Regions from separate parts of the Homo sapiens genome. Here region 2 is linked to region 1. The links are chromatin loops, found by intact Hi-C in ENCODE. Cell type or tissue: HepG2. All regions are shown on one strand. Links, peaks and the distances in the headings refer to the core of each region. The heading gives the core; the rest is flanking DNA. Region 1 overlaps LOC105370438 (a long non-coding RNA gene). Region 2 overlaps NUBPL (NUBP iron-sulfur cluster assembly factor, mitochondrial).

Region 1 (12,487 bases), core at 1,983-9,982:
TGAGGAAGTCTAGTCACTGCTTCAAGATTGACTAAGAAAGTAACCTAGCAAAGTACAAAATAGCTTTGGAGCTTTGGCTTCAGAAATACTTGGATTTAAATCTTGGCTTTACTATTTTTATAAGATATGGCCTCAGTCCTACTAGATTCCGTGTTTCAGATATTCCCTATTTATCATAAAGAGATTTTTAAAAAGTGCTTGACTCACTAGATATTTTGCTGTGGTATATAAATCTAAATATGTATGTATATTTCTATAAAAATGGGCCGACTCTATGTATTCTGTTTGGTAACCTTTTCCATTTAATATGTTTTAAATGTTTTCTGGCCTGGCACAGTGGCTCATGCCTGTGATCCCAGCACTTTGGGAAGCCAAGGCGGCAGGATTGGTTGAGCCCAGGAGTTCGAGACCAGCCTGGGCAATTTATCGAGAACACATCTCTACAAAAATTTAAAAAATTAGCCAGTCATGGTGGCATGCATTGGTGGTCCCAGCTACTTGGGAGGCTAAAGTGGGATGATTGCTTGAACCCAGTAGGTCAAGGCTGCAGTGCGCTATGATTGCATCACTGCACTCCAGCCTGGGCAAGACCCTGTCTCAAAAAAAAAATTGTTTTAAATGTTCTCCATATCAGTAAACTAATATGTTAACAAACACACATCTGTATTATCTTTTTTTTTTTTTTTTTTTTGAGACAGGGTTTTGTTCTGTGGCTCAGGCTGTAGTGCAGTGGCATGATCATGGTTCACTGCAGCCTCAACCTCCTGGCTCAAGTGAACTTCCCACCTCAGCCTCCCGAGTAGCTGGGACCATAGGCATGTGCCACCATGCCTGGCTAATTCTTTGGTATTTTTTTCATAGAGATGGGGTTTCGCCATGTTGCCCAGTCTGGCCTCAAACTCCTGAGCTTAAACAATCTGCCTACCTCAGCTTCCTGAAATGCTGGGATTAAAAGCATGAGCCACCACACCCAGCCTGTATTGTCATTTTAATGGTTGCCTAATATTCCATTGCAAGTTATTCTGGGGATTAAAGAGACAAAACATATGAATATAACTGGCATCTAGTAATTGTTAAAACTATAAAGAGAAATGGTGCTGAAATTCATATTTCATAGAGTCAACCTGCTGGTTGACCTTTTCACACCTATCTTTGCTAGCCAGCCATTATCTTGCATGCAGGCAGTCTCCTCCTGCCTTAAAGCAAGACCTCCAAGACCTCTGCAGGAATTGCTTCATACATCAGGACCAGGAATCCTGTGTCTCAGTCACTGTAGGCACCAGAAAGAAGATGGCTCAGGGACCTGGATAGAAGATGTAGGTCACAAAGATTTTCTCTCATGGCAAATAATAGAATATTGCAGCTCCTTAGAGAAATAAAAGATATACTGCCCTGTTTCAAGATCTAGGCCATACCAAAGGAAAGAAAAACTTTTGAGAGATGGTTTTTCAGAACAGAGAGTTAACTTCTGTCTCTGTGAAGTCTTTCATTTCTAGCACCCTGGAGGTGTTTGTTCCCTTCCTTTTGGAATAAAACTCAGCTAATGACCTCTCACTTTAGTGAGATTATCAGAACTTGCAGAACATTCCAGATTCCTATTTGAAAATATGTGTTCCTCTTACTACATTCCTAGCCTTAAAATATCCTCTTTAACATTCCAAGAATTATTTTTGTAGATGATCTTGGCTGCAGTTCAAAATACTGTAGTGTTTGCTAGGCTAGTTCATAGTCCCTCTCTGAATACCATTTTACAGAAGTGTTCTCAGCTAGTCTGTGATACAGGCTATCTCCGGAGCTCAGCTTGCATGATCCCTCTGGTCATATGGGACAGGGTGTAAGAGAGGAATGTTGAGGTCTATTAGCCATTCTTCCTTTTTACTACATCTCCTGGGAAGCTATAGGTGCCAGTGAAAATAGAGTCTGCGGGGAAGGATAGCTGCATATTAGGCATCTTATGATGCTGTCCCAGGAGCTTCTCCAACTAAGCCAATTGATGTCTCAATTTCTCAACAGAAGTAGCTGTAGATAGTGAAAGAAAGAGAGCATCAGTCTTATGGCCAATGAATGCTGTTGAAGTCCTGCTATGTGCCAAATACTGTGCTGCCATTGTAAATAGAAAAATAAACCAGGCAGTAGTGATTCAGCTATTGTGGAGCTTCTTAATTAATAGAAAAACCAGTAGGTATGAGGCAAATAATGACAACTGTGTTTAGTGATAGAAACAAAGAGGAGATTGACCTAGACTAGGGAGTCAGGGAGATTTTCTTAAGGAAGTGACTCTGAGCTGAGACTTGAATTTAGGTGGGTAACAAAGATGGGGGACTGGTACTTCCAGCAAAGGAAGCACCTTGTGAGAAGGCCCCAGGTATGTTTGAGAACTGGGAGAAGTTCAGCACAGCTAGGGGCAGAGAGCTAGGGAAAGGAATGAGGCAAGAGATGTGCATAGGACCAAATCATCTAGAGCTTTATAGTCATATTAATTCCTTTGCATTTTATTTTAAGGGTGATGGGAAGGGGGAAGACAACATATGTATTAATTTTTTAGGGCTGCCAAAATGCCATGGACTGGTTGGCTTAAACAACAGAAATTTATTTTCCCACAGTTCTGGAGGCTGGAAGTCCAATATCAAGATGTTGCAGGCTTGGTTTCTTTGGAGGTCTCTCTCCTTAGCTTGCAGATGGCCTCCCTCTTACTGCCTCTTTATATGGTCTTTTCTCTGTGTGTGTGAGCCCCTCACGTCTCTTTCTTCTTCTTATAAGGATTTCTTCTTAGAAGGACACCGCTCAGATTGGATTGAGATCCCTCCATGATCTCATTTTAACTTAGTCACCTCTTTAAAGGCCTTGTCTCTAAATACAGTCATATTCTGAGATACTGGGCTTTAACATACAAATTTTATGGAAACATAATTCAGCCATAACACCATACATGTGGCAGTAGTATAGAGAATTAATTGGAGAGGGGCAATTATGCAGACCCATAGGAGTCTTGTGAGAGATGATAGCTACCCCATCAGGGTGTGTGCCATGAGGAAAGAGCAAAGGCAGAGTTTGAGAAACATTTCCATGGAGGACTGATGGCATATGGCAGTGACGTAGAGGGAGGAGCCAAAGATGCCTCCTAAATTTTTGGTTTTTGCATCTGGTTAGTGGTGTGGTTTGTTTAAAGAACAATGGAGAAAGAGAAACAATGGTTTTGGGGGGAAGATGATGGTTTTATTTCTGCTGATGTTGAGTGGTTGATGAGTAGGTTGTTTACTGGAGGAGAAATCAGCCTCTGCAACACACAGAGCTGGGATCATACGGCTCAGCCTCTATAACAGACAAAGTTGCTTGTCGCCTAGCCCTTACGTTTTACTTTTCATGGAAAAAAAACGTGTAGCCCTTTTCAAAAACATGCTCTTGATATCCTTAGAAATTCAAAATTTGTTAAACTAGGGTTCCAAGTTAACACTTTTATAGTTAACGTTGTGGAAGATTTAACATTTTTTCATAGTCAGCTTGACTTGTGACTATTATAATGTGCCTAAAGAAATTGCCTGTTACTGGGTAGGGAACAAGATGACTGAGGTACAAGGTTGGAAAGACAGACTACCCGTTTTGAATTTTTTTCTTTTTTCTTTTTTTTCTTTTGAGACAGAGTTTTGCTCTTGTTGCCCAGGCTGGAGTACAATGGCGTGATCTTGGCTCACTGCAACCTCCACCTCCTGGGTTCAAGCAATTCCCCTGCCTCAGCCTCCTGAGTAGCTGGGATTACAGGCGCCTGCCACCACGCCCGGCTAATTTTTGTATTTTTAGTAGAAATGGGGTTTTACCACGTTGGTCAGGCTGGTCTCGAACTCCTGACTTAAGGTGATCTGCCCACCCTGGCCTCCCAAATTGCTTGGGTTACAGGCATGAGCCACCTCGCCCGGCTTGAATGTTTTATCAGGTGTAAGTATAACCTGATTTAAAAAATAAATACTACAATTAAAAAAAATTTTATAATATTTATTTTATTCTCATGATTTTAAAATTTAAATTTTCAGAGCCTGTGGTCAAACATTAGCCACTGATAAAATGGCAACAGGTAACAAATCATATAAGAATATGTTTTCATTGTTCTTACTCTTGATATTCTTAAATCGATATTACTCCTAACTAGTTTGATTTTTAAATACATCTACCTACTTGCTCAACACCAAAATAAGAGTTCAAAAAAAAAAAAGAAAAAGAAAAAGAAATTGCCTGTTATCCTTACCCTGTTTGTGAGGATAAAACCACTCTTTTATTTCCTTTTCTGCATGCTAAGTCTTAGTAAAGAATGCGATCTTGCTCTAAAAACGAAGTCTGTAAAACTCTGACGTATGTGGTAAAAAAGGAGTCTTTCTATAGCAGCAGAGTCCCAGGGAGTAGAGTTGTGTGGGAGTTGGTGGCCCTCTCAGTGAGAGTGAGACTGTCAATGATAGATGGGGAGCAGAAAAGCAGGGTCAGGAAGCAGAATGTGCTGTAGCCCAAGTGCTGGGTCATGGTCAGTGGTGTTCTTGTGTGCCCTGGGATACTTGGAGGCAGGCTGCAGCTAGGTCAGAGGTGGGTCAGGAAAGAGCTGAGTTATTTCTGGAAAAGACCGAAGTTTTCCTTGAGTCCCCTGCCCCACGTTGCCTCAAAGGTCAAGGAGGTGATGCTACCTTGCTAAGAAGTAGCTGTAAGGCAGCCTGGGTGACAAGGCAAAATCCTGTCTCTACAAAAGATAAAAAAAATTACCTGGGCTTGGTGGTGCACACCTCTAGACCCAGATACTTGAGAGGCTGAGGTGGGAGGTTGAGGCTGCAGTGAGCCGAGATTACACTACTGCACTGCAGCCTGGGCAACAGAGTGAGACTCTGTCTCAAAAAAAAAAAAAAAAAAAAAAAAAGTAGCCATAAGGAGAGGAGTTAGAATGACTAGCTGTCCTGGTTTGTCTGGATCTGGGGCTGAGGGGTTCCTGGAATATGGGGCTTTTGGTTTTAAAACTGGGTTTCGCCATGTTGGCCAGGCTGGCTCGAACTCCTGACCTCAGGTGATCCACCCACTTCGGCGTCCTAAAGTGCTGGGATTACAGGCGTGAGCCACTGTGCCCGGCCTGAAATTTATTTCTAATTAAACAAGTTTTCCATAATATTTTATGAGCAAGAAAATAAAAATTGAAAGTGGAACATTACATAAGAGCAAACAGCCAATGAAAATTAAATGGAGGGTGGAGGGGGGAAGCATTGTCCAATTAGGGAAACTTTTTTTTTTCTTTATTTTAAAAATAAAGACACACACCTATGAAGGAAACATATTTTTTTTCCTTTTTTTTTTTGAGACAGGGTCTCACTCTGTCACCTAGGCTGCAGTGCAGTGGCTCGATCTTGGCTCATTGTAACCTCTAACTCCTGGATTTAAGTGATTCTCATGCCTCAGCAACATGGTGAGACCTTATCTCTACAAAAAATGCAAAAATTAGCCGCCGTGGTGGCGTGCATCTGTGGTTCAAACTACTTGGGAGACTGAGGTGGGGGGATCACTTGAGCCCCAGAGGTGGAGGTTGCAGTGAGCCCAGACCACGCTACTGCAACCTAGCGTGGGTGACAAAGCAAGACTGTCTCAAAAAAAAAAAGTAATGCACACATTGGAATAATATGCAATCCTTTTTTAAAAGGTAGCAGATTGATTGTTCTGATATGTGAAAATGCCCAACACACACTTAAATGTTTTTTGTTGTTGTTTTAGTTTTTTTTGAAACGGACTTTCGCTATGTTGCTTAGGCTGGAGTGCAGTGGCACAATCTCAGCTCACTGCAACCCTCACCTCCCGGGTTAAGGAATTCTCCTGCCTCAGCTTCCCAAGTAGCTGGGATTACAGGTACCCGCCACCACACCCGGCTAATTTTTGCATTTTTAGTAGAGATGGGTTTTCACCATGTTGGCCAGGCTGGTCTTGAACTCCTGACCTCAAGTGATCCACCCGCCTCAGCCTTTCAAAGTTCTGGGATTACAGGTGTGAGCCGCTGTGCCTGGCCTCAGGTGAACATTTTTTAAAAATTAAAAATATTTAGTGATACACGTTACTAAAATGTCTCAGGTAATTTGGTATGAAAATCATATTTTATTTATTTTTCTTTTTTTCCAGATCCCATAAGACTAATGAAAACCACATTTTTCTAAACAGGAAATTAACTATGCAGCATGTATTTAAACAATTATTAGGATAAAATATAAGTATTATTCAGAGAATAAGTATAGAGAGTATTTGTGTGTGGTGTCTAAAGAAATTCTATCCCAAATAAATCACTTCTCAGATTATGAGACATAGGTTTGAATACATTCATATTTATTTACAATCTAATTGAATGTTCATCCCCACCTTTCACCCACATTGAATATCACCTTTACATAGTTTTTCCATTTTAATGATTATTATTGACCACTAGGGGGAGAAACAACAAAAGCTTTGAAATTTTTGATACATTTGAAAGATTATTTAAATGCCAGCTGTGACATGTACTAATTGTAGTGAAATATGGATTCACAGAAGGTGCTAGCATATATTCTTGGTTGTTGGAGATCTGTTGATTCTATGGGGTCCTTCAGAAATAATGTAACAGAAAGGTGATGTAACTTCTCCAAAGGGTGAGGAACAAGGTGTTCTATGGTTGACCAGCTAAATTAGTTTTGTTCAACTTGTGCCTTTGCCCAAAGAGTAAGTGTGAAAAATAAACCTGTCTAATTAGAATGAATGATGAAAGGATTAAATGCCTTGGACTTCAAAGATGGGAAAAGTGGCAGTAAAGGAAAAATATTAACATAATCAAAACAATTTCCCTATGCTTTGCCTTAAGTGCACTTGACAATTAATACTTAAAATTATGGGCCAGGTACAGTGGTTCATGCCTGTAATCCCAGTACTTTGGGAGGCCTAGGTGGGATGATCACTTGAGGCTGGGAGTTCAAGCCCAGCCTGGGCACATAGTGAGACACCATCTTAAAAAACAAAATTACGGTTAAACATATAGAACATATTTGTTAAAAAGTGACTGAAAATTCTAACCAGCTAAAGGTGTATTTATCTTAAACTACTCAATATGTGAGTACTTTGAACTCTGTTGCTTAGTTAGAAAATGTTTTTGAACTATTTTTTATTCAAGAAATTGCTGACTCTGTTAGTTATGAGAAAAATGTATAAAATATGTTAATTCCACAAATAAATGTTTAAAGTCTACTCAATGCTAGGTACTCAGGAGACCCAAAACTGGATTAGACATATATATTTTCCTGAAGAAGTTTGTAGACTAAAAAATCTATTCATAAAAACCTATAAAACAAGGTAGATGTGAGACATACCATTAGAGAAGAGGCACTTTATGTATTAAGAAGGAAAAAATTATTTCTCTTCTCTTCTCTTCTCTTCTCTTCTCTTCTCTTCTCTTCTCTTCTCTTCTCTTCTCTTCTCTTTCAGAAACAGGGCTTTGCTCTGTCGCCCAGGCTGGAGTGCAGTGGTGTGATCACAGTGCACTGCAACCTGGAACTCCTGGTCTCAAGCAATCCTCTTACCTCAGCCTTCAAAGTAGCTAGGACTACAGGTGTGTGCCACAATGCTTGGCTAATTAAAAAAATTTTTTTTTGTAGAGATGAGGTCTTGCTGTGTTGCTCGGGCTAGTCTTGATCTCCTGCGCTCAAGCAATCGTCCTGCCTCAGCTTCACACGGGGCTGGGATTACAGGCATGAGCCACCATGCCCGGCCTACTTCTATTTTGATGTGTCTATAGGAGGTCGGGGTAGGAGGTATGAAGACTGTAGGAATCAGAGAAGGTTTTGTGAAGAATGTTGCATTTGAGCAGGGTTTAAAGATATTAAGGATATAGAAATGTGGCAATTACAGGAAAAACATTTCAAGTTCAGGGAGCACAGTGAGCAAAGGCATGGAGGTAAAATGCAAAGATGTATAAACTTCACACCGGCATTAAACAGAGGAAAGACCTGGTGATTTAAAAAGATTTAAATCTAATCCAACATGTGACATAAATTTAGTTTCACCTGTGACTGTTTGTGATGGTTAATTTTATGTGTCTGGGCCACAGGGTACCCAGATATTTGGTCAAATTTTTTTTGGGCTATTTCTATGGAAAGTTTTTGGATAAGATTAACATACACACACACATTTATTTAGAGACAGAGTCCCATTCTGTCGCCCAGGTTGGAGTGCAGAGGCGCCATCACGGCTCACTCCAGCCTCTACATCCCGGGTTCAAGCCATCCTTCTGCGTAGCCCCCAGAGTAGCTGGGACTACAGGCTTGCACCACCACAACTGGCTAATTTTGGTATTTTTTGTAGAGACGGGTTTTTGCCATGTTGCCGAGGCTGGTCTCAAACTCCTGAGCTCAAGTGATCCACCCGCCTTAGCCTCCCAAAGTGCTGGGATTACAGGTATGAGCCACTGAACCTGGCCCAAGATCAACATTTATTTATTTATTTATTTTATTTTTTTTGAGACAGAGTCTCGCTCTTTTGCTGAGGCTGGAGTGCAGCGGCGTGATCTCAGCTCACTGCAACCTCTGCCTCCTGGGTTCAAGCGATTCTCCTGCCTCAGGCTCCCAAGTAGCTGGGATTACAGGCGTGTACCACCATGCCTGGCTAATTTTTGTGTTTTTAGTCGAGAGGAGGTTTCACCATGTTGGCCAGGCTGGTCTTGAATTCCTGGCCTGAAGTGATCCACCCACCTGGGCCTCCCAAAATGCTGGGATTACAGGCATGAGCCATGGTGCCCGACCCAAGATTGACATTTAAATCTATAGACTAAGTAAAGCAGATTGCCTTCCATAATGTGGGTGGGCCTATTCAGTTGAAAGCCTGAATAGACCAAAAAAAACGGACCCTCCTCCAAGTAAAAGAGAATTCTCCTGCTTGAGACCTTTGAACTAGGACATGGGCTTTTCCTGGTTCTCCAGCAACGTGCTCCTGTTTGGACTTAAACTGAGACATCAGCTTTGCAGATTTTAAATTTGCCAGCCTCCATAATCACTTGGGTGAATTCCCTGTAATAAATCTATCTATTGATCTACCAATCGATCCATTTATCTATCCATTCATGCATCCTATTGCTGCTGTTTCTTAATACTGTTTAAAAGAAAGCATCTAATAATCTACCAACAAATATTTATTAGGTGTCATTTTAATCCCAGTGCTCTGCTAAACAATGGAAAAAATACTAGAGTAGCATAAATCTATAGTGAATAAATCCCAGAACTACTTCAATGAATATATACTGATAAAACTAATTTATTTAAAATCAATGTTTACTTTATTAATTTATTATTAAAGAAAACAATTAAAACTGTAACTTGGAGGAAAGTGGAAAAATAAATTATAACCCCAACAGCCTAATACAACCACTGTTAGCATCTAGTGTATTTTCTTTCAGTAACTTTTCCCTTTGTGGTATTTGATGTATATAAAATATTAGTTTATGAAAAATCATGCTGTCAATTCTTTTCTTTAACATGATATCACAGGTCAGATACAGTGGCTCATGCCTGTAATCATAACACTTTGGGAGGCTGAGGTGGAAGGGATAGCTTGAGCCCAGGAGATGGAGTTCACAGTGAGCCAAGATCATGCCACTGCACTCCAGCCTGTCCAGCCTGGGTGACAGAGCGAGACTCTGTTCCAAAAAACAACAACAACAACAACCAACCAACCAACCAACCCAAACATTATATCATAAACATTTCCCCATTTGTTTCATAATCTTAAGAATTATAATTTTTAATGGCTGTACAATACATAGTCTGCAAACATATAATTTTTATAATCATTTCCTTATTTTTGGATATTTAGATTATGCAGATTTTTTCTTTTTCTTTTTTTCTTTTTTTTTTTTGAGACAGAGTTTCACCCTTTTCACCCAGGCTGGAATGCAATGGTGCGAACTCGGCTCACTGCAACCTCTGCCTCCCACGTTCAAGTGATTCTTCTGCCTCAATTCCCAAGTAGCTGGGATTACAGGCGCCCACCACCACGCCCAGCTAATTTTCGTATTTTCAGTAGAGATGGGGTTCCACCATATTGGCCAGGCTGGTCTCGAACTCCGTATCTCAGGTGATACACCCACCTCTGCCTCCCAAAGTGCTGGGATTACAGGCATGAGCCACCACGCCCAGCCGATTTTTTCTGTTTTTAAGATCATCAATATAAATATCTTTATTACAGTCTTCTCACAGTTTGAATTATTTAAGAACAAATTCCTAGAACTGGTATTATTAAATCACCAGGTATGAAGTCTATATAGTAAGTCTAAATTGTTTTTCACAAATATTATACCAATTTGTAAGGCCATTGACTTTGACCATACATTTGCCTACCTAGTATTCATTCTCACCTTCATTAATCAAAGACTTTTTTTTTTTTAAGTGGGAATGTGACTTGTTATAAAAGCCTCATTTCCTCAGACTCCCTTGCATCTAGGTACGTCCATATGACCGAGATGTGGTCTATGATGGTTACAGGGTTCCGCTATGAGACACACTTTTGTTTTATTACATAAAAGGAACATGCTCTGCTGGCACACACTTTTTCCTCTTTTCCGCTCTTCTTTCTGACTGCAGGTAGAGCAGCCTTCTTGCAACTTTGAGGATGAAAGCTACAAGTTAAAGTGGTGGAAAAGGAAGCCAGAAGGAGCTTGTGACTTTCTTGAACATCTGCACCAGCTCTGGTCTCCTTTCTCTGGAATTCTTGTTACATGAATAAATTAATATGTGTTTGGTTAAGCAACTGTAGTCATATTTCTGCTGCATGAAATCAAAGGAAAACCTAATAGTAACATATATGCATAGTTATTCTCCACAATAATGAATATTGTCACTACAATTAGTGGGGATGGGGCACTGAGTTGGTACTCTTGATTGCAAATAACAAAAAACCTAAGCTGGTTTAAAGAAAAAAGGGAATTCACTGGTCCATGTACTGGGGGAGGTAGAGGGGTTGAATTCAGGCTTCACGAAGTAGCATCAGTAACACTTTTAGGTCTGACCTCTTTCTCCCTTTCCCTTTTTCCTCTCTCTCCCTTTCACATATCTCCTTTGCTTTCCTCTGTGTGTTGATCTCTTCTCTCCTACAAAAAAATGGACTTCTTCCACGCAACTGGAGAAATTGACCATGTTGGTTGAATGTCAGGAGAAAGAAAGAACTTTACAGTTTTGATCATATCAGTCCTTGGGAAGGACTCTGATTGACCAGGCCTGTTTCACCCATTCTTGGATGTGTTCATCCAAGAAGGGACGGGGAATAGAACAACTGTGATTATCATCCCCACCAGGATCACTCAAATACAGAAGAGGCAAGTCCTCAAAGAGAAAGTGAGGTGTTGACACCATAACATAGCTGCTGAAAGGCTAAAACAACCCATCATCAATAACCATTTTTTACTAATAAAATGTTTCTTATTGTTATTTTAATTTACCTTTATTTTAAGTTGAAGACTTTTTTGTTTGTTAATTTAATTTAATTTAAAAAATTTGAAAATTCCCTCTCCTAACATTGACAACCAGAATATGCTTATACCTGACAAATTGGGTAGTTGAATAGTCTCTTTATTTTGAACATGATCCCAATTTTGGGCTTGTAATCTAATATTCTGTAACTGGAAATGCCATGCACAAGGGAGAGAAAATATATGTTCTTTATGATGTCTGTGTATGTATAATGTTCTAAAGGTCCTAAATTTAGTGCGAACAGTGGCAATGGTGTAAGACATAAATTTAATCTGTAGTTGTATTTGAGTCATGTAATATATTTAGTATAGAGAGATTAAAAATATAGTAGATTCCCTTTCTAGAAGTTAACTAAATTGATTTTAATATATTACTTTGTGAGGGCTGGGGGCAGTGGCTCATGCCTGTAATCCCAAGCACTTTGGGAGGCCAAAAGCGGGCAGATCACCTGAGGTCAGGAGTTCGAGACCAGCCTGGCCAACACAGCAAAACCCTGTTTCTACTAAAAATACAAAAATTAGCCAGGTGTGGTGGCGGGCGCCTGTAATCCCAGCTGCTCAGGAAGCTGAGGCAGGAGAATTACTTGAACTGGGAAGGTGGAAGTTGCAGTGAGTTGAGATCGTGTCATTGCACTCCAGCCTGGGCGACACAACGAGACTCTGTATCAAAAAAAAAAAAAAAAAAGAAAGAAAGAAAGAAAGAAAGAAAGAAAGAAAGAAAGAAAGAAAGAAATATATACTACTTTGGGAGAAAGTTTCTTTAAGTATTACACTGGTATATTGGCATTATTGATTTTTCCCAAAGACTTTGAATTATTCAAAATGAGATTCAAAATCCTATTTAGGATTTAAGCTTTAGACTAAGGCTTAAAAGTAAGACATATTGCTTTTTCCCCCCATCTAAAGTAGTCTAGAGGATCTTTTGGTAAATAATATGAATATTTTATTAAATATTTTAAAATTTACTAAATATTCATTCATTTGGTGCTCAGAGCCATT
Region 2 (12,487 bases), core at 1,921-9,920, 280 kb after region 1:
CCTGTAATCCCAGCACTTTGGGAGGCCAAGGTAGGCATATCACCTGAGATCAGGAGTTTGAGACCAGCCCGGCCAACATGGTGAAACCCTGTCTCTACTAAAAATAGAAAAACATTAGCCAATTGTGATGGCGGGCACCTGTCATCCCAGCTACTGGGGAGGCAAGAGGATGGTTTGAACCTGGGAGACGAGGTTGCAGTGAGCCAAGATTGTGCCACTGCACTCCAGCCTGGGCGACAGAGTGAGACTCCGTCTAAAAAACAAACAAACAAACAAACAAAAATAAACATAGAAATCTTGAATTGCCTATTGCATATCAGTCTTTTATAAATAAGAACCATTTTATAATTATTAGAAAAACATGTTTTCCTATAGCATAATTTTTAGAGACCAAACATATTTAGTCTTTCTATTAAATTTAAGAAGTCAAGGAGAGACCTAATTTTGGTCCTTTCATGGCCACCATTTTGTCACCAAACCAATTGGGTCAGTTTGCCTGTGCACAATGGAAATCCAAACACCAGAGCACCAGGATTTTACATTGAGAAAGGTTTATTGTGAGTCAGCTAACAAGGAGACAGAAGGAAATGCTCAAATCCATCTCCCTGAACTGGGGGCTGGTCAGCTTTTATAAGCATAGGGTAATGAGGTGTGATCTTATTATATCTTGCAACGAGGTGATGCCAGGAAGCATGATCTGATTGGATCCTGCCATGGGGTATGCCAGGGCTCAATCTGATTGGATTCTGGATCCTGCCATGTGGTGTCCACCTCCTAATTCAGTACTTACTTCTCAGTCTGAGCACTAGATTCTGTGTGGTCATTTGCTTGGTTTATCAGCAAGCCTTTATAGAAAGCCTACTATGTGTGATGAAGGTACTGGCCCAGGTGTTTTTCAGGTACATTAAATTCAATTCAGAGTCATTTGAAATGAATTGCCTTAACTGTGAAGTATTTTTTGTTCCTTGGAACCTTAATAGCAGTTCTTTTTTTTTTTTTTTTTTCTCTGAGACAGAGTCTTGCTGTCACCCAGGGTGGAATGCAGTGGCGCAGCCTTGGTTTGCTGCAACCTCTGCCTGTTGGGTTCAAGAGATTCTCATGCCTCAGCTTCCCAAGTAGCTGGGACTACAGACACCCACCACCAGGCCCAGCTAATTGTTGTATTTTTAGCAGAGACAGGGTTTCACCATGTTGGCTAGGCTGGTCTCAAACTCCTGACCTCAAGTGATACGTGTGCCTTGGCCTCCCAAAGTGCTGGGATTACAGGCATGAGCCACCACACCTGGCCAATAGCAGTTTTCTTTAAAGAAATAAGAAATTGAAAGTAACATGATAAATATGAGTAAGTGCCAGGGAAAAACAATGATAAATTATTGGCACCAGTCATTTGATGTTCTCTGAAACCCAGAGACGTGTCAGTCTGCCGGTGCTAGGAGTTTTAGTGCCAAGAATGTAAAAGGAAAATGATCCTTCATCTTTTGGGGTAAGTTTTGTCAACCTGAAGTAATCAAAAGGATCAGAATCCAGTTTTAAAGAGTTTATTAACGTGAAAGGCTAGGAACGGCCATCCAGGAAACACAGACTCCAGAGAAATGGAGTCAGCACTCTGAAGTTAAAAGTTAAGGTCTTGCATATAGGAAGAAAACAAAGAAATTTAACAGGATCACAACATTTTCTATATAAGACTGATTTATGAGTTATAACAATTTAGTTACAGTTCGTTTTCTTTTTCCCTATGGCTTGTTTTCTTTACAGCTGGTTTTCATTTCCTTTCCAATTTAAGAATATATTTAATATTCTATCTTAAGACAATGTGATAGTCATGAAGTCATGAAGTCTTTGTATGAGAAAGGTTAAGAGGGAAGTTAATGTATAAGGAAAATCAACAGAGAAGAGGGAAGGAACCTTCCCTGACACCCTTTATTCATTTTACAAAACATTGAAACATTGTAGGTAAGGAAGAAGGCTAATCTGTAATCAGAGAAACAGAGTTATAGCTTTCTAGGTTACATTTGCCTGTCATGTGACTCAGGCCTCATGATCACATTTCTTTAAGGGCTCAAAATAATGTAAAGCTCCAGCAGCTTAGATTTTCAATTATTTTATTTCACAGTTTCATAGATGGAGGTCATGGGTAGTCTCGGGGTAACTATTTTTCAAGCCAAAGAACCCTGTATTGAGAATGAATTCATTATGTTCATCATTTCATCAGTCTATTAAAGTATGTCATTATGTCAATATCAAGTACATGTGTTTGGGAAATTAGGATTCCTAAAAAACAAATCAACATATAATGTCAGATACTGAGGAATGTTTTGAAGAAAACACGATGTCAGGGAAGGAGAGAGTTTAATGGTTATGGGAATGCTATTTTATAAAGGCTATACTGGCTTTTTTGCTATTGCTTGAATGTAGCAAATATATTCCTATTTTAGGGCCTTTGCACTTATTATGGCTTCTGGCTGGAGTTCTTTCCTTCAGATATTTGCATCAGTTGTTTTCTCAGTTTATTCAGGAGTCTGACCACCCTGTCTAAAGTAGCACCTTCCACCATTCAATTCTTTCTCCTTACTCTACACCGTCTGACCTTGGGGACCAAAGAGATTCAAATAAATTCTTTGATAAATCCTTTGCTGTCTGAACTCTTCATACTTGCTATCTGAAATTTGGTAATTGAAGAGATTTTCTAAAATATTTATTCTTATTTGATCTGGATATCTAAATCAGGGACCAAATAATTTTGTATAGTAAGGCAGGGGTTCCCAACCCTTAGCCCACAGACCAGTACCAGACCATGGTCTGTTAGGAACTGACTGCACAGCAAGAGGTGAACAATGGGTTAGTGAATGAAGCTGAGCTCTGCCTCCTGTCAGATCAGCAGTGGCATTAGATTCTCATATGAGCACGGACCCTATTGTGAGGGATCTAGGTTGCACACTCCTTGTGAAAATCTAATGATAAATGTAAATCGCTTGAATCATCCTGAAACTGTCCCCTGCTCCCATCCATGGAAAAATTGTCTTCCACAAAATGGTCCCTGGTGCCAAAAAGGTTGTGGACTGCTGTAGTAAGGGATACCTGTAGTTTTCTTCACAGCACTTATTACTTCCTGATTTGTTTGTCTGTCTATCTGTCTATCTATCTTTCTGCATGTCTCCTTCACTAAATTGTCAGTTCCATCATGGTTGTGATTTTATTATGTTTATTGCTCTATTACCATCACCTGGAACAATGGCTGGCACCCAGTCAATTCTCAATTCATGTGTGTTGAATAGATGTGTTGACATATGAATGAATCTGTTTGACCCAATATCATCTACACTTTTTATTTTAAAAGTATGATTATAGGCCAGGCACGGTGACTCATGCCTGTAATCCCAGCACTTTGGGAGACCAAAGTGGGAGGATCACTTGAGCCTAGGAGTTTAAGACCAGCTTGGCAACATGGCGAAACCCTGTCTCTACAAAAAATACAAAAATTGACCAGGCATGGTGGCACACGTCTATAGTCCCAGCTATTAGGGAGGCTGAGGTGGGAGGATCACTTCAGCCCAGGAGGTTGAGGTTGTAGTGAGCTGTGAGCATGCCACTGCATTCCAGCCTGGGTGATAGAGCGAGACCCTGTCACAAAAATGAATAAATAAATAAATAAGTAAAAGCATGATTATATGGAAAGGACATATTACATGTTATTAAGTTTTAAGGAGCACAATATGAAATTATATACAGTTTCCACTTAGGTTTAAAAAAATCAAGTCTTTGCATGTGTTCATTTAGCCATTCATTCCTTGAAAGAAAACGTCTTGAGCGTCTCCTGTTACCGTTTTATAGGAAGACAGATCATGAAACAACAGTAAATGAATGATAACCTTCTCTTCACTCACTGCTCTCTAGCCATATTGATCTTTCAATTTCTCAAAGTTAGCAAGCTCTTTTCTGTGCACATTTTACTGTCTTCACAGGGCTTCTTGTATTATAAAGCTGGTGATTATGTATTTATGAGGATAGTTATCTGCCTGATATCTCTGTCTCTGTATTGTAACTTCTGTGAGGGCAGGAATCATGATACCATTTAATCGTCAATACCTAGCTCAATGCCCAATACATAGTAGGTATTCAGTAAACATTTCTTGGGCAAATGAATGAACAGGTGATTAGGGGAAGTATGTAGTAGAAACACTTTAATGAGAGTTAGTGGAGCTTTCCCCAAAGAAATGAATTTTAAGCTGGGATCTGAAGAATGAGGAGAAATTAGGAAGTGAAGAAGAACAGGCAGAGTGTTCTGGAGCTTAAGCTTAGATATTATCCTAAAGGCAAGAGAAGAGTTTTAAACAAAATGTAGCACTATCAAACTTCCATTTTTCAGTGTTGTTAGGAACAGACTAGATAGGCAGTGCTGGAGCCAGAGAGGCTGGTTGGGAGGCTTTAATAATAACAGATGGTGGTGGCCTCACTTGGGTTCTTGGCAGTGGAGAAAGAGAGAAGTGGGTGTGTTTGAGAGATTTTTAGAAGGCAGAATAACTGATTGGGGATAGTGAAGGAAAAGGAAGAGTTATTGTCATTCCACGTTTCTGCTTTACAATTGAGAAGATCCTTGGGCCATTAATAGAGACTAGGGACTCAGAAGGAAGAAGTATCTGAGGAGTAAAGAACCTGAGGTACCCTTGAGACCTATCTAAATGAAGGCTGAGCAGTAAGGACTTGGTTATATAGGTGAATATTCTGGGTATAAATAAATGCCTTGAAAGAAAGAATCAAAATGTTAATAATATTGGGACTCAAGTTATATTAAATTTTTTATTATTAAGTTTTGGGTTTCATTATTAGTGTATTTTTGTGAAGGAAATATAATAAACTTAAAAAAATTATATTAGCATGGGAAATGCAAAATTTAAAAAAAGGTGACAAAAAGCTAATATCTTCTTTAGGCAAAATGTGGGCTACACCCAGTAAAAATAAGTGAATGGTCCTGAATAGAAGCCTACTGAGAAGTGAGTTCAACATTAACGTGTGTGTATGCGGATGAGTCATCTGGAAATTTAAACTTGCCATTCAAAGAAGGCCTCCTAGTGGAAGGGCCTGTCATTTATTCATCCATGTATCCTTAGGACTCAGCACAGTGCCTTGTACCTAGCAATGGCTCAAGCGATAGCTATGATTTTATATTTGTTATTAACACATTAATTTTGTTTACATCACTATTCAACATTGAATTTTTATACAATGATATAATCTATGTCATCTTTTTAGGTAGATTGGGGTCAACTGGACTACTTAGTTGTAGACATGCCACCAGGAACTGGAGATGTGCAGTTATCAGTCTCACAGAATATTCCTATAACAGGTAAATCTTCAAAGTTTAAAGTAATTTGTACTTTTTTTGATGTGTTGTTATTGCTATACCAAAAAACAAACTCCATGTTAGGCAAATATTTTGCCTTAAAAATATTCATTCACTTATAAATTTTTCATTAGAGATCAGAAGCATAAATTATTCAAAATATTACCAGAATAAGTATATTTATAAAACCATGAGACTTTTGTTACTAGGAAGAGTGAAGTCTGTGGTTCTTGTTCTTGGGAGAAAGAATTTGTCCAAGAGACAATTTTAGCAAAAAGAACAGAGAATTTATTGAAGAAAGTACATGCCAAGAAAGGAGCAGGCTGGAAAAACAGCAGTAGTAGCAGCAAGGGTTCAGTAGTAGCAGCAAGGGTTAAGTAGTAGCAGAGACAGTATGCTCTGAAAGAGGAGGCAGAATGGGCTGCTGGAAAGAAAATGAGCCAGCAGCCCTGAGAGTTCAACATTGCAGTTTTCATTGTGTTGGACTCTTTCTTTAAGTTCCTGCCTGTCTCAAGTCTCTGCCATTGTCTTTGGCTAGTTTCCCACTTCTGCTTTAAGTCCCTACCTTGTCCCTGACTAGTTCTTGCCACAGTTTTGTAGGATTCTCTTACTCTGAGTTGATGCACATGTGTGTGCCCAGTGTTGGATATGAAGTCTACTTAATGGCATTGTTGCTCCTTACCGCCACCCCAGGAAGGTGGTAAAGTGGTTAAATCTGTACTTACTGTGCCTGTGTATCTCTTAGGAATTTCCCCTTTGCCCTCTTTCTCTTCATATCAGCATGTACCTAGCTACATTCTGACAGGTTAACTGTAGAGTGAGCAATTACTGGGCATCTTAAGGGGTATTTCAGGATGTTCCTTTCTGCATAGGTATTTCCCCTCCTCTCTGTTCATACCTAGCATGCAGGTTTTGGGTAGTCTCTGGGATGTGAGATTTTCTAGTCCTCCTTTTCTCAGGGGCTCTCTCTCCTGCTCATGTCTAGCTATCTGTCTGCTCTAACACTTCACAGAGGTGGTAGTATAAATCTGTGTTCTAGAAAAGCAGTAGCATTTAAGTATTTTTTAGGCAGAACATGACTGGTTCACTGCTGTGCAGCATTTATACTACTGGTACATGACAGGCACTCGGTAAATATTTATTGAGTGAACACTGGATAAGAATAAATATTAGGGGCTGAGTGCAGTGGCTCACGCCTGTAATCCCAGCACCTTGGGAGGCCGAGGTGGGTGGATCATGAGGTCAGGAGATCGAGACCATCCTGGCTAACATGGTGAAACCACATCTCTACTGAAAATACAAAAAGTTAGCCAGGTGTGGTGGCGGGCACCTGTAGTCCCAGCTACTCGGGAGGCTGAGGCAGGAGAATGACGTGAACCCAGGAGGCAGAGCTTGTAGTGAGCTGAGATAGTGCCATTGCGCTCCAGCCTGGGCGACAGAGTGAGACTCTTGTCTCAAAAGAAAAAAAATAAATAAATAAAAATAAATATTAGGAAAATTGGCTTTTTGGTAAATACAACTATGGGAGAATTTTATAGTCTGCTAATTAATATTAAAGTCAAGAAAGCAATAAACATAGCTTATATCAAATACATACTACTTCAATATGGTAATGCATATCTGTTTTATGATACGAAATTTAAATATTAGTACAGTAGTTACCCTTTATTTTGAATCTGTTTCTGAAGATTTTCCTAGATTCCACTAAAGAATAGTTGCAAATCTATAAATAAAAGATTTCTGGGAAAATAATGGAATTTTAAAGTATCTTTGCTAATTAGTTATATACTGATTACCAAACAATATCATTGATATTTAATGATCAAAAGTTTAGAATCTAAGTTTTTGACAAAATATACGTGTTGTTTGGAAATATCAGTATAGCCTCATTAATAGAGATACTTTTGCTGTTTTAACATATTTGTAATCTTAATTGAGTCTGAGACTTTTTCTTTGATAAGGCAGGCTGTAAAATATGAGATGGGAGTAAAATGATATATGAAAATAATTCATTTTTTCATACTGTGATTTTTCTTTTTTTTTTTTGTCTTTTTCCTTTTTAAGGTATTTATAGTTTTAGGATCTTTTATATTTACAAATTTTAAGAATATTTACCAAATGTTCATTTTAAAAAAATGTGCTTCTGATACCTTGGAATGCCTTTTGCAAGCATACAAAATACTTGCATTATTCATATAGATAATACATTAGTAAAATTGGGCTAAATTCTCATTTATGTCTTGAGTAGTGACTTGGCACCTTGAAAAAGTTTAATTTACCTCACACAGATAAACTGATGTTGCCTAAGCAGTTTTTTTCTCCACTTACTTTTCTTTAAGCCCCTTTGGACAAGATTTATGATTAAATTACCCTATTTTAGTTTGTATTTATACTCTAACACCAGCATTGCATATAGATAGAGGTTGAGATTTTCTTCCCCATTCTTTCTTACATCCTAACATTTAACCAGTATATTTCCTTTTTCCTTTCCTCTGATGAAGAGTCTGCCATGTAATAGGCAGTTAATATTACATGAGAGTAAGACATAGTCTTTTTTTTGTTGTGGTGGTGAAATGTGCAGAGCAGTTAAGTAGTACTAATAATATATTGGCATTGTTGTGCAGCCATCACTACTGTCCATCACCAGAGCCTTCATCTTCTCAAACTGAAACTCTGGAGCTATTAAACAGTAACTCTCTGGCCGGATGTGGTGGCTCATGCCTGTAATCCCAGCACTTTGGGAGGCTGAGGCAGGCAGATCACGAGGTCAGGAGATCGAGACCATCCTGGCTAACATGGTGAAACCCCATCTCTACTAAAAATGCAAAAAATTAGCCTGGTGTGGTGGCAGGCACCTGTAGTCCCAGCTACTTGGGAGGCTGAGACAGGAGAATGGCATGAAGCTGGGAGGTGGAGCTTGCAGTGAGCCGAGATCGCGCCACTGCACTCCAGCCTGGGCGACAAAGTGAGACTGTCTTAAAAAACAAAAAAACAAAAAACAGTAACTCTCAATGGATCCTCCATTCTCCCCAGCCCCTGATAACCACTATTCTTAATTTATTTTTTACATTAAAGGAAGACCAAGCAAGAAAATATATTTTGAAAGATTGCATTAATGCCAGATGTAGTGGCTCATGCCTGTAATCCCAGCACTTTAGGAGGCCGAGGCAGGAGGATCACTTGAGCCCAGGAGTTCAAGACCATCCTGGGCAATATAGTGAGACCCTATCTGTACAAAAGAATATTAAACAAAAAAAGTTAGCTGGGAGTGGTGACGTGCACTTGTGGTCCCAGCTACTTAGGAGGCCGAGGCAGGAAGATCACTTGAGCCCTGGAGGTCGAGGATGCAGTGAGCTGTGTTCATGCTATTGCACTCCAAACTGGGTGATAGAATAAGACCCTGTCTCAAAAATAAATAAAAATGAAAAAAGATTTAAACAAACCTAAAATTTATTTTATGATTTATTAATAAACCATTATATCAATAAATTTTGATTCATATGCAAGGTAAATGCCTAGCACTATAGAGAAGAAAAGGATAAGTAAGTCTATTCCCTAGACAAGAGTTCCTTACCTTTTTTGACTTTCAAAGTTTTTATGAGAATTTGATGAAAACTCTGGATTTTCTCCAGGAAAATATATTTATATATGGTATACAGAAACACTAATTTTGTATATAAATTTAGGAAGTTTACACTCCTCAGGTTAAAAGCCCCAGCTCTAAGAGATAGAGCATGGTGAGGAGCAGGAGAGAGTGGCTGGTAAGAAAAGGACATGTATGACTGTAATCCACAGTATGAGAAGTGCTTATGAGACATCTAAACCCAGGCTATGGGGTTTCAAAGGAAGAGAATGTGAGATTAAGGGGAATACGAAACACTTCATGGAAGTGGACCTTGAAGAATAAATATGATACATTGTAGAACATTCAGGATTGCTCCATACCTTGCTTTCTTTGCTTGTTCTTTAATAATTTAATCAATAAAAAGCACTAATTCTTTATGGACAGTAGATTTCTGTATGAAATGGTACCGCGGCGATTGCCTGTTAATAATAAACTGCCATTGGATGACAGTCTTCCATATATTAATTTTCAAATTTAATTCTTACAGGTGTTATATGATTTCTATTTTCTTAAATCTCAGAAGGGTTTAGTGGCTTTCATAAGATAACACAATTACAGTAGATCATAGCTAAGTTTCATATTCATTTTGACAGAGTTTAAAGCTTATGCTGTTGACCTCTATATCAAACTGGCCTAATGTAAAACCCAACAATATTTGACTCATTAATTTTTCTGAGTTTAGCCCTAATCCATTAAAATTCACTTAGGTTGAAATTATTCTAATCTAGGTAATCCCTGATAAAAAAATAAATTTATCTGTGAATATGCCTAAATTTGTGCACCCCGATGGGATGAATATCCAACTCGTTATCTGGATTGGTGCTTACTACATTCAGTAATTTTTTTGAGTCCTGAAAGACTACTTTGGGCCTCTTTAACTCACACATTCCAGGAGAATTCTGGAAGTAGTCTAGAAGCAGTTTTCTTCATCTTTTAGGAGTATAGCCCCAAGTGATTCTTGAAGAGACCAGTATTATCTTTGTGCTGATTCATATGCCTTGAACATATGGCCCATTTTCAGACACCCTGGCTGTCTGTATAGAGTTGTAGCAGGCAGTGTTAGTACATTCATGTTGTGGTTATTAAGTCAGTATTAAAATGGATAACAATGAAAGACTAGATTTCCTACACTGAAGTTGTATTAATTTGAATTAATTTTATAATTATAAAAAATAGCAGCAAGGAAATGCAGATAAACAAAAAAAGAAAAAAAAAGTAGCAAACAATAAAAATGTCCTACCAAAAAGGATGTTGAAGGGAATTTGGGGAGCATGTGATTGTGTCTATGTGTGTGTTAAAGCCTTAGTTCCTGAGGTTTGGGTTTATTCAGGCCAGTGTCATTTCACAGATAGCATATCTAAAAAGGTACCAAAAATGATTCAGCTCCCAAGATTTAGAGGGAATGGCACCAACCAAAGAATTGCTGGCCTGGCTGAATCATGACTTTCATAAATTTACAGAACCTGTAACAGCCTGTCAAAATCATGTCTGCTCTTTCAGACTTAGCTAAATTGTATGTTCTCTAATTATAAACCCAGTTTTTCTTTCCTTATCATTGACTTTAGAACTCTTTTAAGATACTCTGTGTTCTTCTCCCTTTTCTTATGTCCCATATCCCATAAACAACATAAGCTCTTTAGATTCTCATTTGAATATCCTTGTAATTTGATCTCTCTCTCCTTCCCAGTAAACACCTTCATATAATTTGGGATCCCTCTAGAAAAAAACCCTTTGTACTCACTACTCCCACCTTCCTTTTACTTTCCAGAATATGTCTTTACAGCACAGTTGATCCTCACTTAGAATGCCTTTCCTCCCCAGTCAGTGAGTACTCAAATCCTGTGTAATCTTTAAAAGCTATTTAGCTCAAATGTCTACTCCCCGCCATCTTCCCCAAACCCGCATTTAGGAATCACTTCCCCCTCTTTGGAAATCACATAGCATAATATTTGGATTATTCCTATAGCACTTCTGATGTTCTTCATTCAAAACCTGCATACCTATGTTATCTTCTCCAGCAGACTGTTAACTTCCTGGAGGGCTAGGCTGTTTTTCTTTCATCTTTGCATTTCTCAGGGTGCCAAACTCAGTGCCTTTCTGCAGCTACTCAGGAAATGTTGAATCAATGAATGAGTGTTTTATCTGTGACTGTATTATCTTTCCAACTAGGCTGGAAGCTGCTTGAATGCAAAAATTTTTTCCTATTTATCATAGTATCTTTTAAAGTACCTTGGCCTATAGCTTATGCAATTAATATTAACTGAGTCAATGACAAAGCTAGTCTGACTAGCTATTACTGTTTATGTAGAAGGATTTGTGCCCCCTTATCTTTCTTTTTTTTTTTTATTTTTTTTTTTATTTTTTCCCAATGCTATCCCTCCCCCCTCCCCCGACCCCACCACAGTCCCCAGAGTGTGATATTCCCCTTCCTGTGTCCATGTGATCTCATTGTTCAATTCCCACCTATGAGTGAGAATATGCGGTGTTTGGTTTTTTGTTCTTGCGATAGTTTACTGAGAATGATGGTTTCCAATTTCATCCATGTCCCTACAAAGGATATGAACTCATCATTTTTTATGGCTGCATAGTATTCCATGGTGTATATGTGCCACATTTTCTTAATCCAGTCTATCATTGTTGGACATTTGGGTTGGTTCCAAGTCTTTGCTATTGTGAATAGTGCCGCAATAAACATACGTGTGCATGTGTCTTTATAGCAGCATGATTTATACTCATTTGGGTATATACCCAGTAATGGGATGGCTGGGTCAAATGGTATTTCTAGTTCTAGATCCCTGAGGAATCGCCACACTGACTTCCACAATGGTGGAACTAGTTTACAGTCCCACCAACAGTGTAAAAGTGTTCCTATTTCTCCGCATCCTCTCCAGCACCTGTTGTTTCCTGACTTTTTAATGATTGCCATTCTAACTGGTGTGAGATGGTATCTCATAGCGGTTTTGATTTGCATTTCTCTGATGGCCAGTGATGATGAGCATTTCTTCATGTGTTTTTTGGCTGCATAAATGTCTTCTTTTGAGAAGTGTCTGTTCATGTCCTTCGCCCACTTTTTGATGGGGTTGTTTGTTTTTTTCTTGTAAATTTGTTTGAGTTCATTGTAGATTCTGGATATTAGCCCTTTGTCAGATGAGTAGGTTGCGAAAATTTTCTCCCATGTTGTAGGTTGCCTGTTCACTCTGATGGTAGTTTCTTTTGCTGTGCAGAAGCTCTTTAGTTTAATTAGATCCCATTTGTCAATTTTGTCTTTTGTTGCCATTGCTTTTGGTGTTTTGGACATGAAGTCCTTGCCCACGCCTATGTCCTGAATGGTAATGCCTAGGTTTTCTTCTAGGGTTTTTATGGTTTTAGGTCTAACGTTTAAATCTTTAATCCATCTTGAATTGATTTTTGTATAAGGTGTAAGGAAGGGATCCAGTTTCAGCTTTCTACATATGGCTAGCCAGTTTTCCCAGCACCATTTATTAAATAGGGAATCCTTTCCCCATTGCTTGTTTTTCTCA

What was found. Peaks named below come from ENCODE experiments on the same cell type or tissue, not always from the same donor. Only the 100,000 strongest peaks of a DNase experiment are listed, where the experiment ranks them.
Region 2: it touches region 1 in a loop (12-fold over the local background); 3 of 110 quality-filtered maps call a loop at or near these places.

The regions. Positions count from the first base shown.
Region 1 is chr14:31,503,897-31,516,383 of GRCh38, forward strand. The region is part of intron 1 of LOC105370438 (a long non-coding RNA gene); the gene reads left to right. Among named protein-coding and RNA genes, the nearest start is that of GPR33, 22 kb to the left of the region's middle. In HepG2, for the core only: a CTCF peak has its summit at 6,451 (motif pointing right); a DNase peak (open chromatin) is centred at 6,445; H3K27me3 peaks cover 1,014 bases.
Region 2 is chr14:31,782,530-31,795,016 of GRCh38, forward strand. It overlaps NUBPL (NUBP iron-sulfur cluster assembly factor, mitochondrial), which reads left to right. Exons shown (of 11, transcript NM_025152.3): 7 at 5,251-5,344. Among named protein-coding and RNA genes, the nearest start is that of LINC02313, 160 kb to the right of the region's middle. RefSeq lists a silencer at 10,921-11,121. In HepG2, for the core only: a CTCF peak has its summit at 5,071; a DNase peak (open chromatin) is centred at 5,052.